Regions from separate parts of the Homo sapiens genome. Here all the other regions are linked to region 1. Evidence: chromatin contacts called from ENCODE Hi-C or POLR2A ChIA-PET data. All regions are on one chromosome and are shown on one strand. Each heading gives the region's core, a stretch centred on a gene start or an enhancer-like site at or near the end of the contact. The rest is flanking DNA. Distances are from core to core; before and after follow the strand shown.

Region 1 (3,489 bases), core at 427-2,926:
TTTAAATCATTGGTCGGCTTGTTGAAATTTACCCTTAGAACTCTGGCCTACCTTGAAAAGGAGAGCTCTCTTCAGAAGAATGTTTTTCATATTATAAAATGACTAGGTCTCATAGGAAATGCAAGCCACCTGTATTATTTGCGTAAGAAAGAGGCACTCCAGAAGGAGAACTTTACTTCTTTTTCAAATCCTACTTAATTGAATTGTATCTTTAGCCACTTAGATAATACCTTTTGTGGACCTTTTTGTTAACCTTCATGAGTTGACCTGATATGGTACTGTTTGAAAAGAAATAGATCATTTGATAATGTTCAAGGATTAAAAGTCCTCTTGAGAAGATGCCAGTGTTTTCTAGTTTACTTAAAAACTAAACTGACAGAGATATAATATGAAAAAACATTTTTTACAGTAGGGATCAGCCGAATATCCCTGTTTATGTTACATATTTCATGTCAATTGGTCACGTAGTGGTGGACACTTTTAAAGCCTAAATACAATAAATGCTCTTGAATTTCTTACAAACTTTTTGTCACTTAAGTAAAATAATAAATAGGATTTTATGAAATCCTATAGGATTTTATGTAATTGAAAAGTGTTAAATGATAACAGTAGAAGGAAATAGCTAAATAATGTGAGGATTTTCTATTTTGAAAATGTGATTTCTCACCCAAATAATAGTAATTTTGATAAATAATAGAGTGCTTAAAAGGTTAGCCTAGGATATGGGAGAGAGGATATTACTGTGACTAGATTTTCTGATCTTAAATATCGAAAATAAGTGAGAATATAAGAGAGTTTTTCCTGTTTTTTAATTAAGAAAATATTATTTGTAACTTCATGATGTAGATAGCATAGAAATAAGACTTGCTTAAATTTAATATTAAATTTTTAACTTTGAAACATTGTTACAGATTGCAGTGAGTCAACCTGAAATTCCTCTTAGGAATTTCTTAAATATAGAAATTAACTCCTTAAAAGCCACTCCAAACCAAACATCTTGAAGTTTTTCCCTGGAGTATGTTTATTGTTATTAACAAAATGTTATATATTTTTTAAGACAGAATAAGAGAAAGGGGAAACACAATGATTTTGAAATGCCTGGTAATTTGTACTGTCTATGCCAAAATCTTTGTTTTGTGTGGAAATATTAACACAAATTACCCTGTAGCTAGAAAGATTTCTCCATGTGATATAGGTAACTTAGAAATTGAGTTGATTATTAATTCTGTTTTCCGAACTTTTTTCCAGTTAAAAAATTTTTTTATAGTAAAGCAGCTGTGTTTTTAAAATGGTGGAATTTTGTTTTCATTTTCAAGTTTTTAGAACAGTACCATGAATATAAGACACTTGTATTTTATTTAATCTTCATCTACTTTGAAAGTGAGTGTGATAGTCATAAAGAAATTTATACATTGTATCCCTGTTTCCTTCCTCTTCCTACCCTGGCTCTGTCCCTGTCATCCCCACCCAAGATACGAGTTAAATCTCATATGTTAAAGGTATCTTCTTAAAGGAATCAAATGACCTTGGATTGACTTTTTTTAAAAGAAGTAGTGGAGATTTGGACTTGACTGCAAAGTAGAGTTTTGTGTAGTACTTCTTACCGGACTCTCTCTACTCCCTTCCTCCATGCTTCTCTCACCGAAGCTGCGGGATTTTTATCTGTGCTTGGTGCAGGGGCGGGGGTGGGAGTGCAAGGGGTGGAGTTAAAAGACCAGATACTTCCTGATCATTTAAAATCCTGCTTAATGTGAATGAGCTAGACAAAAAGTGTACATTGAAATAATAACTACTCTCTTTAATAAGAAATAATACAGTTAAAAAAAAAAGGTGGGGGTAAATAGCTCTACAACCCAGTTTACTGTTTCAAAAGCAATTTCTCTTTTTAAGCAGACATTTTTACACACATGCATATTTTATTACATCCCTTTTTAAAAGTAAACAGTTGGGACTTAGTATACTCAAATATGCCCATATCACATGTAGATCTAGTTTGTTTCTTTTAAATAAACACAGATACCTTATGGTGTAGATAAAAGCATTAGTTTATAATATGAAAATTAATATTAGGTACCCTAAGACTCTGTAGTGATAATGACATTGATACATTGTATTGGTGTGTGTTCCTTCATAATTTCAGGATACTACCCAGAAAATTATCATTAGAAATTTTTTTTTTCTTGGCAGACTTTCAAACCTCTGGTTGAAAGAAATATACCCAGTTCAGTCACTGCAGTAGAATTCCTTGTAGATAAGCAACTGGATTTTTTAACTGAAGATAGTGCCTTTCAGCCCTACCAGGTAAGAAATTTTAGATTACTTTTTAAAATTAAAGGTTAATTAAACTTTATTGATATTCAGACATTCTTTAAACAATATTCTTTAAATATCATTTCATCTAACTTCTAGTTGTGTGAAAAACCCAATGAATGCAGTCAGTTGATTTTGCTTATAGGATAAACGATTTATTAATTCAATTAACAATATATACTGAGAACCTACTATGAGCCAGGCAGTGTTCTGTTGCAAGGAATACAGAAGTAAACAAAATAAAGTATCTGACATTCTAAATAATCATTATTAGAAAATAATTGGTTAAATATTAGTATAAATTGTCTTCAATGCTAAACGTTAAGAATTGGGTAAATTAATATAATTAAATGAGATTAGTGTTTATGTATACCTATCAGTTTAGCATAATAGTTCTTTTTTTAAAGGGGAAATTTTTTTAGATTGTCAGTAATTGAATGATTTTATATATAAATTTCAGTTCTCCATTATTGCAATTTAAATACAAATACATTTAATTAGGAAAACATTTTCCAGTTGACTATTAGCTTTTAATTATGTGAAGAAACTCATCAAAAGTATTAAGCTAAATATTTTTTAAGATTGTTGAAATTACCAGTTAATTTTTTCAGGTATAAGTAAAGCTCACAGAATTGTGTGTGTGTGTGTGTGTGTGTGTGTGTGTGTGTGTGTGTGTGTGTGTATGTGTATTTTTTTTTTTTTTTTTTTCCGTGATGGAGTCTCACTCTTTCACCCAGGCTGGAATGCAGTGGCACGTTCTTGGTTCACTGCAACTTCCGCCTCCTGGGTTCAAGCAATGCTCCTGCCTCAGCCTCCAGAGCAGCTGGGATGACAGGCACACACCACCACGCCCAGCTAATTTTTGTATTTTTAATAGAGATGGGGTTTCACAATGTTGGCCAGACTGGTCTCGAACTCCTGACCTCAAGTGGTCTGCCCGCCTCGGCCTCCCAAAGTGCTGGGATTACAGGCGTGAGCCACCACACCTGGCCTTCATTTGTATATTTAGAGTTTAGGTTGAATTAAATGGATATATTATAGATTTCTTTTTACTCAGATGTTTTAAAATAATACAGTAATTGCATGGAAAGAAAGGATGAGTGAACCAGTTTAAATTTTTTCTAATGGAGTAAAAAGTTAATACTATTTTATTTCAGACTTGTTACTGTTTTTCAAAAA
Region 2 (3,489 bases), core at 345-2,844, 1.0 Mb after region 1:
TATTCTACAGATAATTACTAAATATGATCTTGCCTAATCTCTTTCTTCTAGTATCATAAATAAATGTATCTCCAGTTAAATATCTGGTTTTAACTCATCAAATACTCCTCTATCAGTGTCCAATTCTAAACTGGTTGACTCACCTCTGTTTTAATGAAGTGCTGGCTTCTACATGTATTTTGATCTGCAACTGAGAGCTGTATGTGTTGTAAGTACTATGTGTCTGATGATGGGCTCGCGGTGTGTTTTTCTTTTGAGTCAGGTACTACAGCTAGGCTCATGCAGCCTCATACTGAGTAGGAGATAATTATACCACAAAGTGGTAGCATAAGACAGAGATGTGCATTGGAGGAAAGGGCACATAATGATTCTGAAATTCAGACCTGTGTTTGTAGAAAACGAGGTGAGCTCCGTGTTGATAATTTTGAACACATATTTTATTGTTGTAAGGATATGGGTCATTCATAATGCAAGGGGACCATCATTCCCAACTGGGAAGCTTCTAGTATCACCTAGTCCAAAAGGTCTTAAAGAGGCATTTTACCTATTTGAGGAAGGGTATCCATTATATTTTTAAAGTACATTCTCAAACCAACTGCTTTTAAAAGGGTCTTGCAGTTAAAATGACCACATAATATCCACTACGGGATAAGTGCAAGATTGGTGCAACATTGGGACAACAGACCCAGACAGGGTCTGTCCCAGGCAAATGAAAAAACATGGGCACCTATTTATGGAGGAAAAATGCCCAAGGGTTTCTAGGCGATGAGGGCTGGAGGGTTGATTTGGTAGACTCTTCAAGAAGAGGCTTCCTCTTGCCTTTTCAAGGGGGAAATAAAGATAAACTAGGGACAATGAATTTTAAGGACTTTTCAAGGGTGTGATATCTTTGCTGCTTTCATTTTGATTTTTAAAAATCCCATGTTTCCCTTTATAATTAACAAAATCCATGAATTAAAATGGGTCTTTGTGCTAATCTTTAGGGCAGCAAGAAATGAGGCTCTTGAGAAATAGTACCCCATTTTGCTATCACCTTAGATGTTGGAGAGGGAAAGAGAGGGCGAGAGAGCTGAAAGAAATCCTTCGCAAGAAAACAAAGTAAGTGGACAGAGTAGTTGGCGGGGAACATCTGGGATTATAAACACTGGGGGCAAAGACAAGACCTTGTGAAATGCCTGACATAGTATCTCACGAACCTGATGAATAAAACCATGATATCTGGGTGACCCTGGTGACAACGCTGGGAAAGGTGAGAGGAAACAGAGAGCGCTGTGTTTGAGAGTAATGTTATTGGTTCTTTAGGAACGAGACCGTGGGCTCTTAGTGACGCTGTGGGTTCCTGAGTTGTCTGGGAGTACAGGGACTGCAGCCTCGAGTCTGTCCAGCTACGATCACTTTGGAAGGCCTTCGGTGGGATGCGGGCAGAAAGCTCCCAGTGCAAAGGGCGTGCCACGAAAACCACCAGCCAGAAACCTGAGCTGGGACAGGTGCGCTCCGCCGCCGAAGCTTTCCCCGCGGCCCCTCCCACTCCCGTCCCAGGCCCGCCCACATCCCTGTCCGGGACTTAAGTCCGGCACCGCCGCCCTCTCCCCCGCCCCGCCGCGCTAGAGCCTGGGGTCTCGGCAACTTCCGGCGGCGGGAGCTGCAGAGCGCAAGGCGCGCCCACTGCGCGTGCGCTTCGGCCCGGCTCCTCCTGCGCCCCCGGCCCCTGCGACTGGGACTTGGTACGGCCGGGCGGTTGGCGTCCTCTGCGGCTCCTGCCAGGGGCGGGCTTTTCAAATCTTCCCTTTGAAGGAGTGGCGACGGCCCGGACAGTTCGCGTTGGAGATGGAGGGGCCGAGCCTGAGGGGTCCTGCGCTCCGCCTGGCGGGGCTTCCCACCCAGCAGGTGAGTTGCGGGAGGGACCCTGCCGCGGAAGGTGAGGGAGCCGGGGTTCTGTTCCTCGCGCATTTGCTTTGTGGAGGAGTCGGGAAAGCCTCTCCCCCGCTCCTCTATTTCAGCGGTGGCCAGAAACAAAGGGAGGGATTAGGAGACTGCGCTCTTGGGGCTCTAAAGGGCCTGGACATCGGAACCCCCGAGTTTCTCAGGCAGCTGAGGTCCGGATTGGGAAGGCGGTGCCGGGGTCCAGGCGCGCGTTTGCGGGCGCACCTGTCCGCTGCCCTCCCCAGGCTTTGGACGCCTGTCTTTTTGCAGGTGTAGGTGATGCCGGGGAAATGGGAGCCCCTCGATTCCCAAGAAACCCAGCGAGGCCAGTGGACAGCTGGCTTATTACGGATTTAATGGGAAGCACAGTAATGGAGCGATGTCTACACACAACACAGAACTGGTTGGGGGGAGGGGGTTCGGAGCGGAGTAGAGGCAAACAGCAACCTCTGCACTTTAGAAAAAGTTGAAGGTTTGATACTGGGTTCTTTCTCAAATCATTTGAAAGGAAAGAGGGAGTACACGTGACATTGGATAGAAGTTTGATGTTTGCTTTTGAGCCATGTAAAATGCGTTAGAAACCTTTTTATTTTACTTTTTACTAAACCAACATTATTTCTTGGCAGCATCAGTTATTAAAATGTTACCACTTTTCACTCTTAACCATAACTTTAGGGTCTTAAAAGAAAACTCTGATGTCTTTAAGCTGGACCTTCACTTCTATTTTAATCTCTACCTTCTTTTACCTACTTCAGAAATAGGTTAAGCCATATGAAATTGCCAGTTTTGTAGGTCAAAATTGGTAGAATATTTGCAATTTCATTCATATGGAGGCACCTGATATCTTTGTTTAAAAATCTGGGATTTCCTTAGCAGACACAAAATTATTAGTTTTCAATAATACTGTGAAAAATAAAGCAAGACATTAAGATTCATTATGCAAAAGAAGTCCAGTGTCTTTATCAGTAATACTTATGCTGTTTTATGCCAGCATTTTCAAAAATTTCAAAGATTTTGATGTACTTTTTTTCAGTCCTGTCCTGTTATGTACTTTGGCTGTCCTGATTGCTAACAAAATCTTGATTTATAGTGAATTGCCATTCTATTGATGTTCTTGCACCTATCATATAGGTGTAGGTGTAGCTGTCCAGGTGTATTTATTGAGCTGCAGGCTGCAAGAATAGGAATGGTACAGAAGCGACAAGAGGATAAAATCATGAAGTTTAGTTGCATGGAATGAAAATAAATGTTTAAATATACATAAAGCCTGGGTTATTTACATGTGGGAAGATACAATACTTAATTTCTTAGGCAGGACAAAATCAAAATGATTGAAATGTGGAATTACTTCCTCAGTTTGGATTTGAAGAAAAAACACAAAATAGTAGTAGGTTGCAACCTAACAGGAATATTGAGAGTCAGATAATTTTATACTTGACTAACACTGAATTTTTATTTGGTATTTCCTTTGATACATGAATGAAGCTGCCACGTAATCGAGATAAGGCCAAAGATTTTGAGGTGGTCACACACTGGTCAAACACCTCTGCTGAAACCCTGGAGTCC
Region 3 (3,489 bases), core at 473-2,972, 880 kb after region 1:
CATGATTTTTCTCTCACAAATACATTACGCCACACATGGCCATACTGAAACTTTTCTGACACTTCCTATAGAATCACACATCCTTACAAAACTTTGGGAATTACATATGTATAAAAACAGACAACAGGCTGGCTCTAATAATGATTCACTCAAAGAAATGCTAGTGATACCAGCCCCTGTTTTTTCTAGTTTCCCAACCAGGATCAAACATAAACCCTAATTCCATAATAATTCCATCATCTTTCAGTAGCTAAGAAATATCCACACACAAGAAATAAGAGTCCTTCTGGAAAAGAATTTTTTTCATCGTCAAGTTTCAAGTTTATTTCCAGATGTTTCCATATTAGCCCTCAATAGAAGATGTGTACTTTTCAAGGTCTTCATTATTCAGGCCATGAACACAAGCCAATTTTTAAGCTCTACCGTCATTCACTTTGATCTGCTTCCTACATGAGCCACAAACTTTAACTAGCAGCAAACGAGTGGCGGGCCCATGTGAATGCATCCCCAGCCCTTTCATGGTTCTTGCTTATGGTTTAGGTCCTTTGGGATGGAGTATTCTGGAAATACACCACAGGAAAATGGTTACTACTTCTTATTTCCAACATTAAGGCTTCAATTCATTTGGAGTCTGAGAATCCAAATTTCTACAAGCCTGTTGTAGAGATTTCCTGGGAGATATTTAGGATAACTGAATGATGCAACTGTCTCCAAACTGTACTTACAGGGCAAACAACCAAAAGTTAAAAAAAAAAGTACCATTTTTAAAAATTCATTTCGGTCAATATTTCCTACATCTTATTATGGAAATGGTTCACATATATTAAGGAAAATATAAAAATTGACCTTTTGGAGGATTCAACTGGGCAGGGACAGAATCAGCTTTTGTTCTCTGTTCTAAGTCCAGCACTCAACACATTTGTGTTTGACACACAATATTGAATAAGTATTTGTTGTAATTAATGTTTATAAAGGACAAGGAAGAAACTAAAAATGACCCAAAATCCCACCACTCAGAAGCAACTACTGTCAATATCCAGTATATTTTTTTCCTGTCATTTATCTCTGTGCACATTTACCATTCCAGGGCTTTCATGCTATACAGTCTAGCATATGCGAAGACAGCAACATTTGATGGCTTAATCTCAGGGGATTAGCATCACAAAAGCAAGAGAACAAATTTGAATGCAACACCTTTTATGATTGTGGCTGTATTTTTCAATCACATATTTTGCCACTGTTTCTACATGAAACTTTTAAAAATTAATATTAATGCTGATATTAATTTTTAATATTAATTTTAATACGCTCCTGGAATGTTATGCCATGTCACAGAAAAGAAGGATCTTTTTTCTAACTTCTCTCAACCAATTATCTTGTGCCCTGAAGCTGAGAAGTTAATACCTTCTGTATTTTTCAACCAACCTGGCACAAACTGCTAACCTAATTTCAGTTTGTAGATGTATTACATCAACTAGGGTGGAAAAAAACAGTTAAAACAAGCTTGATGGTATCCTATGATTTTGTTTTAAAAGACAGGTTAAACACAAGAGAAAGACTGGAGAAGTTCATCATACTGAGATTGTGTAGGGTATCTTTGTTAGATGAAAAAGGGATCAAAACCAAGTGACTAATTGTGGAATATCATGTGTGTACATCTCAGATCCACCGTTCATTCACATCCTGTTCAGTCTGGATGAATATCCAGAACCACCTCTTATTTCCCCAAAGAATCTTGGGGTTTTTCTGAATGGAAAAGAAAAGGGGTTAAACACATTGCATTTGTAACCTCTTTCATAATTACACTCCAAACAATAAAATATCCATTCAAAGTGCAAGACAGACCAATAGATTTCAACGTAAGAAAGTACAAAATGTTCACTGATATGGTTTCAGATCCCACATTGCAATGACTCTTTAAGAAACTACCAACTGTCACATTTGGCACAGCATCAAAGCAAAATATCCATGATTATCTGAGAAGGCTATTAAAATACCCCTCCATTTCCTACTATGTATCTGTGGGAGACTAGATTTTCTTCATCTGTTTCAACCAAAACAACAAATTTGCAACAGACTGAATGTGGAACTACCAAAGTCCAGCTGCCTTCTATGAAGCCACACATAAACTTTTAAAACAATACCGCTCTTTTCACTAAATTATTTTTGGGAAAACAGTTATTTTTCATAAAAATATGTTATTTACGTTAGCATATAATGGATACATGTAGTGAGAGAGTCAAACAATGAAAGAAGGAAATACCGAAATAAACACGTAATTACAAAGCTAGTTAAAAGTGACTAAGAAGAAGAATAATATGATGCTATCGGACAGAACAGTAGAAGACTTGTGTGGTTTTATTTCTGGTTCTCAACCCTGTGACTCAGAATACAGTGTGAAAGCTGGAAGGCCAGATGAGAAGATAAGGGCCAACCTGAGTGAAACTCAATCAGGGTGTGGGTGCAGACCAGTGTTGGGGAAATTTAACTGGTTCTAAGCCACTTCCGGCCCCATCTTCGACTTCTTCTTTATTTAAAAAAAAAAAAAAAGGCCAAATATTATTAAATCAGAGGTTTTAGGCTTCAGTAGAAAACATGCTTATTTAAAGCAATATTTGACACTAAAAAAAAAAATACCAGTACAATATAAGAAACTGACCTTGAAGCTCATTATTATGCAGAATGATTTCCAGATCTGGAAATCTGTCAGATGGATAGGTATCCAGAAACCAACACAGTAGAAGAGGAGCAATGAGGGAAAAAGCCCTTTCCAGAGAGCCAAACCTTCAGTTATATCCATTCACACATGCGTTCATTAATTTACAGGATGACCATATGGTCTGAAAAATAGATAATATTATTTCATTTTTTACAGATGGAATCCTCTCAGTTACTTCTTCTGAGATGGGTTAAAGACAGGTTAATTCAGAAAAATCAAAGACATGCTATCATGTGACCAATACACCCTAGAAGCATGTGCAGAGAGTAATGGAAATATGCGTTCACGCACTGTGGTGCTCACTGCAATTTTGCACAGGCATTGAACTATGCATTTTAATGAGTGACAACACGTTGATCCTATCATGTATTATAATCTACTATCAACAAACCATTTCTTATGTCTATTTTAACTTCCTTCATTTTTGCACTGAGCCACACTTACTTTTGGATATGCTGTTCCCTCTGCCAGGGTCATTCCTCCTCCTCTTCCCAAGCCCCCACAATTAATTATCAATTAACTATTCCTCTAACCTCAGACTCTCTTGCCAGGGAGTATTCTCAGACACATGCCCAGGTGTACATGACATGGCCTACTGTGTTTTCCACAGAAGTTTGTACCTTATCACCATGCACATCACAATGAACCAGTGTGCCATTTCCCCATTTGACCATAAAATCAGTGAGTTCAGGGACCTTGTGTGCTCCTTCACTGTCTGCAAGTACCCCCTGTACCTAACCTGAGCCCAGCACACAATACAGGATTAATGC
Region 4 (3,489 bases), core at 249-2,748, 530 kb after region 1:
AGGATGACTAATCCCATTTCAATGAATGAGAATGACATTGTTGATTGGCACTGGGCTTGTGAGCTTGGGTTTGGAGGTGGGGAGAGGTGACGCATGTACCACGTATTTGCCAGGACTACCAAGGGACCTTTTTCTGCTTTACTCCATAGTCATATCTAATTTCTAAGTGTTCATTGGCCCCATATAGGCTTCAGGAATTCCTAGTACTGCCTTCCTTGGAGTTTACTGTCATTGGATCGATTAGCAAAGGGTAAATGCATGAAACTTTCCATTTCTCTTTATGCTTGTGTCTATAATTTGGGTAAGATGGCAGGTGATGGTTTGGGGATCTAGGCTGAGGTCTCATGAGCTAAGAGGATTGGCTGATTAGGAGCACATCATGATACACTTGTTTCCTTTCATACCTTCTCTGTTTCTCTCTCTCTCTCTCTCTCTCTCTCTCTCTTTTCTAGGCACCTTGACCTACTTTTGTCCTTAATCTTGCCAAGCACGTTTCCCCCTCGGCCCTTTTACCAGGTATGTTCCCCCAGTAATCTCTCTCATCTGTTCAGGTTTTTTCAATGTTATCTTCTTCATTGACCCCTCTCTCTGAAGTGCTACCCCCTCCCCAGGCCAATCTCAATTCTCTAATCTTAGTTTATTTTTGCTTCATGGTGCTGCTCATTACTACAGAATATTATGTTCAATAGCTCTTTATCTATGTGCAGATTTTCTATCCTCTTCACTAGAGTGCAAGACTTTGAGAGCACAGACTTTGCCTGTTTATTGTTGTATCCCAATGCCTAGACGAGTGCCTGAACATAGCAGGTGTTAGGAAATGTTTGTTGAATGAGTGAATGGAGTGTTGAAAGTAAGGAGACTTTTCTAGGCCAGGGGTTTCCTGCCAAGTCATGTGCCAGCTCCAGAGAGCAATGCTTATGGAGACAAGGCAAGAAGCCACAGCAAGGCGTGTGGTAAGGGCTGGTGGTAAAAGCTGATCTGGGAGCCACAGATCACAGCAGTAGTCAGAAAGCACAGTGTTTTCTAGGAAATTCTGGATCAATGTCAGAATCCAAGTGAATGACAATGACAGCAGATGTGAGTTCCTAGCACAGATAACTCACGGGAGGCACTTTCTCAGATGCGAAGCTTTCCAAATGCTTATTGCTGGAATGGAGCCCACATGGGCCCTGAGAAGCTCTGAGGCTGAGCTCAATTCAGAGGTGGTAAAGTAGTTAACCCAAGGTGGTTGGTGATGGAGGCCTAACTGCTGTGAAGCCATCATTGATGAATCCATTCTGTTCTGCAGAAGAGAGAGCCATGTCTTCCAAACCAGTTCCCAATGCACTATAGCCTCCCTTTACAGATCCTTGTCTCCCAACCCCACCACCCCAAAATACTTTTTTTTTCAAAGAAGTTATGGTGCTGACAATCCCCCAGGGACCAGTGGTCCACTCACTTCTTATGTCGGGGAAATCCACTCGACAGCAAAGGGCTCTGTGCTGGCTGGGAATCCCCACTGCAGCAGCAATCTTTGTGGGGCTGAGCTGCAAACGCTTTTCAGATTTAGCACGCAGCCTCATGAGGAGGAATAGTTGCAGTTGCCTCTGCTGAGAAACAAAGCTGATGACACTGAAACATCTGGGAAATGGGAATATTATTTCTAGAAGATGAAAACAAATGTCCAAGCTGGAAGTGCTGCTGGCACTGACCTTTGTGTGCCTGGTTCTCCCACCCCCAAATCAATTTGTACACTCCTAGGATCTGTGTAGGTGGAAAGACTTTGCTGTGTATTTGTAACTCAGCTCATTATCTGAGGGTAAGAAGAAAAGAGGCTTGGCGTGGCTTTCAGAGGAAGTAAGGTGAAGACTGTTCTCCCCCAAACAACTAAATAAACCACGTAGACCTTTCATGACTCAGAAACCACAGACTCCACAGCTAACATGCATCTATTCATTCTTGTCTACAAGTATTGATTGAGAGCCTGTTGTGTGACTAACACAGTGCTTGGGTTGAGAACGTAATGGTAAAACAAGATTCACTCTCTCCCTTCAAAAGCAGGTAATCCCACTCTAATGTGGTACATTCTACAACATGGAGGCAGTGGAATATAGTAGCAAGGAAGGTAGATTGGGTTTTGCCACTAACTAGCTGTGTGACCTTGGGCAAATCACTCTGCTTCTCTGAGCTTCAATTTTCTCATCTATATTTCAGGGAAATTACCCACGTTATGGGATTTAATAAAGTCATATTTACTATCAATGTTTAGCCTAGGTGCCAATAAATATTAGCTATGGTCTGGTTATGATTTTATGATAAGTGTTATAGAATGCTGTGGGGTACATTTATATATTGAAATATGCTATTTCTGGGCAAATATAACTATGTTCAGGATAAAGCCTAGAAAAAGTTTGAGTAATTGGAGGTGCTATGTTTTGCTTCTTGCTTGAGAGACCCTCTCTCTGAGTCTCTCTCCTTTCCCCTTTCCTGGAGCCCTGTGTTCTCTGGATCTCCCTTGGATTTTCTCCACCAAAATTTCCTCTCAGTGGATTGACAGATTGGAAGGAATCTAAGGACAGTATGCACATGGCATTGTCATTGATTTAGAGCATCACCCTTCCTGGAGGTATTCACATCTCACCCAGAAAATAGTGAGGTGTCAGTAAAAACTGCCTTCTGAAAGTAATTAAAGAGTTTGGTATTTGCATAGGGAGAGACAAATTGAGAGGGAAAAGTTCCAGAAACAGACCCATGAATACATGGAAATTTGGTTTATAACAGAGATGGCAACACAAATCTGCAGAGAAAGAGTGAACTACTCAAGTGCTGGGATAATTAGCTATGGAAAAAAAGAAATATCCCTATGTCATACTCTATACCCAGGTAAATTACAGATGGAATTAAGACCTCAGTATGAAAGGGAAAGTTTAAAACTTTGAGTTGCAAACATAGGGCACTTTAAAACATCAGAGCTATGTCTCAAAAGGCATACATCCAAAGGAAGAGACTTATATTGAAATATTATACTTGTGTGCCAACAAAGACACAATAGAGAGTTAAAATATAAGCTGCAGACTGAAAGAAGATACTTATAATGCCTACAGATAGCAAAAATTCTTGATACAGATGTATGTTTTAAATTCCTACAAATTAATAGGAAAAGATAATCCAATAAAAATGGACAACTAATATGAACTGGACAGTCATGGAAAAAAGAAAGAAACAACTCAGTCTCATTAATATCAAGTGAAATCCAAATCAAAACCATAGTGTGATATGATTTCAAACCCCTGAGGCTGGCAAAAATGATAATATCTGATAAAACCAAGTTTGTCAAGGATGCAGGGAAACAAATATTCTTATACATTGCTGGTGGGAGTGTAAGTTGGTGAGTCTATGCTGGAGAGTGCATTGGCAATATCTGTCAAAGTTGAAGATGTATATATCCTAAGATTTAGTCATTCTACTTCTAGGTATGTAAGCTAAAAGTCTCTTGCACATGTATACAAA

What was found. Hi-C counts contacts between places; a loop is a spot of excess contacts on that map. ChIA-PET counts read pairs that join two places held with the same protein, here RNA polymerase II (POLR2A). Pooled maps may share reads with other maps.
Region 2: a loop to region 1 is called in a map of PC-3, with 2.3 times the contacts of the local background. The contact joins the promoter of RTKN2 here to the enhancer-like site in region 1. A Hi-C loop is called at or near these places in 1 of 168 maps with a recorded cell type or tissue (PC-3) and 5 of 50 pooled maps. POLR2A ChIA-PET finds 5 or more read pairs at or near these places in 1 of 52 experiments (Panc1).
Region 3: a map of CD4-positive, alpha-beta memory T cell shows a loop between it and region 1 (7-fold over the local background). The contact joins two enhancer-like sites. A Hi-C loop is called at or near these places in 1 of 168 maps with a recorded cell type or tissue (CD4-positive, alpha-beta memory T cell) and 4 of 50 pooled maps. POLR2A ChIA-PET finds 5 or more read pairs at or near these places in 2 of 52 experiments (PC-9 and WTC11).
Region 4: a map of naive thymus-derived CD4-positive, alpha-beta T cell shows a loop between it and region 1 (6-fold over the local background). The contact joins two enhancer-like sites. A Hi-C loop is called at or near these places in 1 of 168 maps with a recorded cell type or tissue (naive thymus-derived CD4-positive, alpha-beta T cell), 1 of 37 single-sample maps with no recorded cell type and 10 of 50 pooled maps. POLR2A ChIA-PET finds 5 or more read pairs at or near these places in 1 of 52 experiments (H1).

The regions. Positions count from the first base shown.
Region 1 is chr10:63,263,463-63,266,951 of GRCh38, reverse strand. JMJD1C (jumonji domain containing 1C) reads left to right here. Exons shown (of 26, transcript NM_032776.3): 3 at 2,188-2,301. Among named protein-coding and RNA genes, the nearest start is that of MIR1296, 110 kb to the left of the region's middle. Within about 2 kb of position 1,676, at least 24 of the 41 ENCODE cell types and tissues checked have a DNase peak (open chromatin) inside an H3K27ac peak, as active enhancers do; they include Panc1, where a contact is called at or near this core.
Region 2 is chr10:62,266,949-62,270,437 of GRCh38, reverse strand. It overlaps RTKN2 (rhotekin 2), which reads left to right and starts at 1,594. Exons shown (of 12, transcript NM_145307.4): 1 at 1,594-1,887. The coding sequence starts at 1,828. All of the region lies in intron 1 of LINC02621 (long intergenic non-protein coding RNA 2621), which reads right to left. RefSeq lists a silencer at 1,513-1,842.
Region 3 is chr10:62,383,169-62,386,657 of GRCh38, reverse strand. The region is part of intron 2 of ZNF365 (zinc finger protein 365); the gene reads right to left. Among named protein-coding and RNA genes, the nearest start is that of ZNF365, 11 kb to the right of the region's middle. RefSeq lists an enhancer at 1,843-3,042. Within about 2 kb of position 1,722, at least 5 of the 41 ENCODE cell types and tissues checked have a DNase peak (open chromatin) inside an H3K27ac peak, as active enhancers do.
Region 4 is chr10:62,731,545-62,735,033 of GRCh38, reverse strand. No RefSeq gene overlaps it. Among named protein-coding and RNA genes, the nearest start is that of ADO, 71 kb to the left of the region's middle. Within about 2 kb of position 1,498, at least 6 of the 41 ENCODE cell types and tissues checked have a DNase peak (open chromatin) inside an H3K27ac peak, as active enhancers do.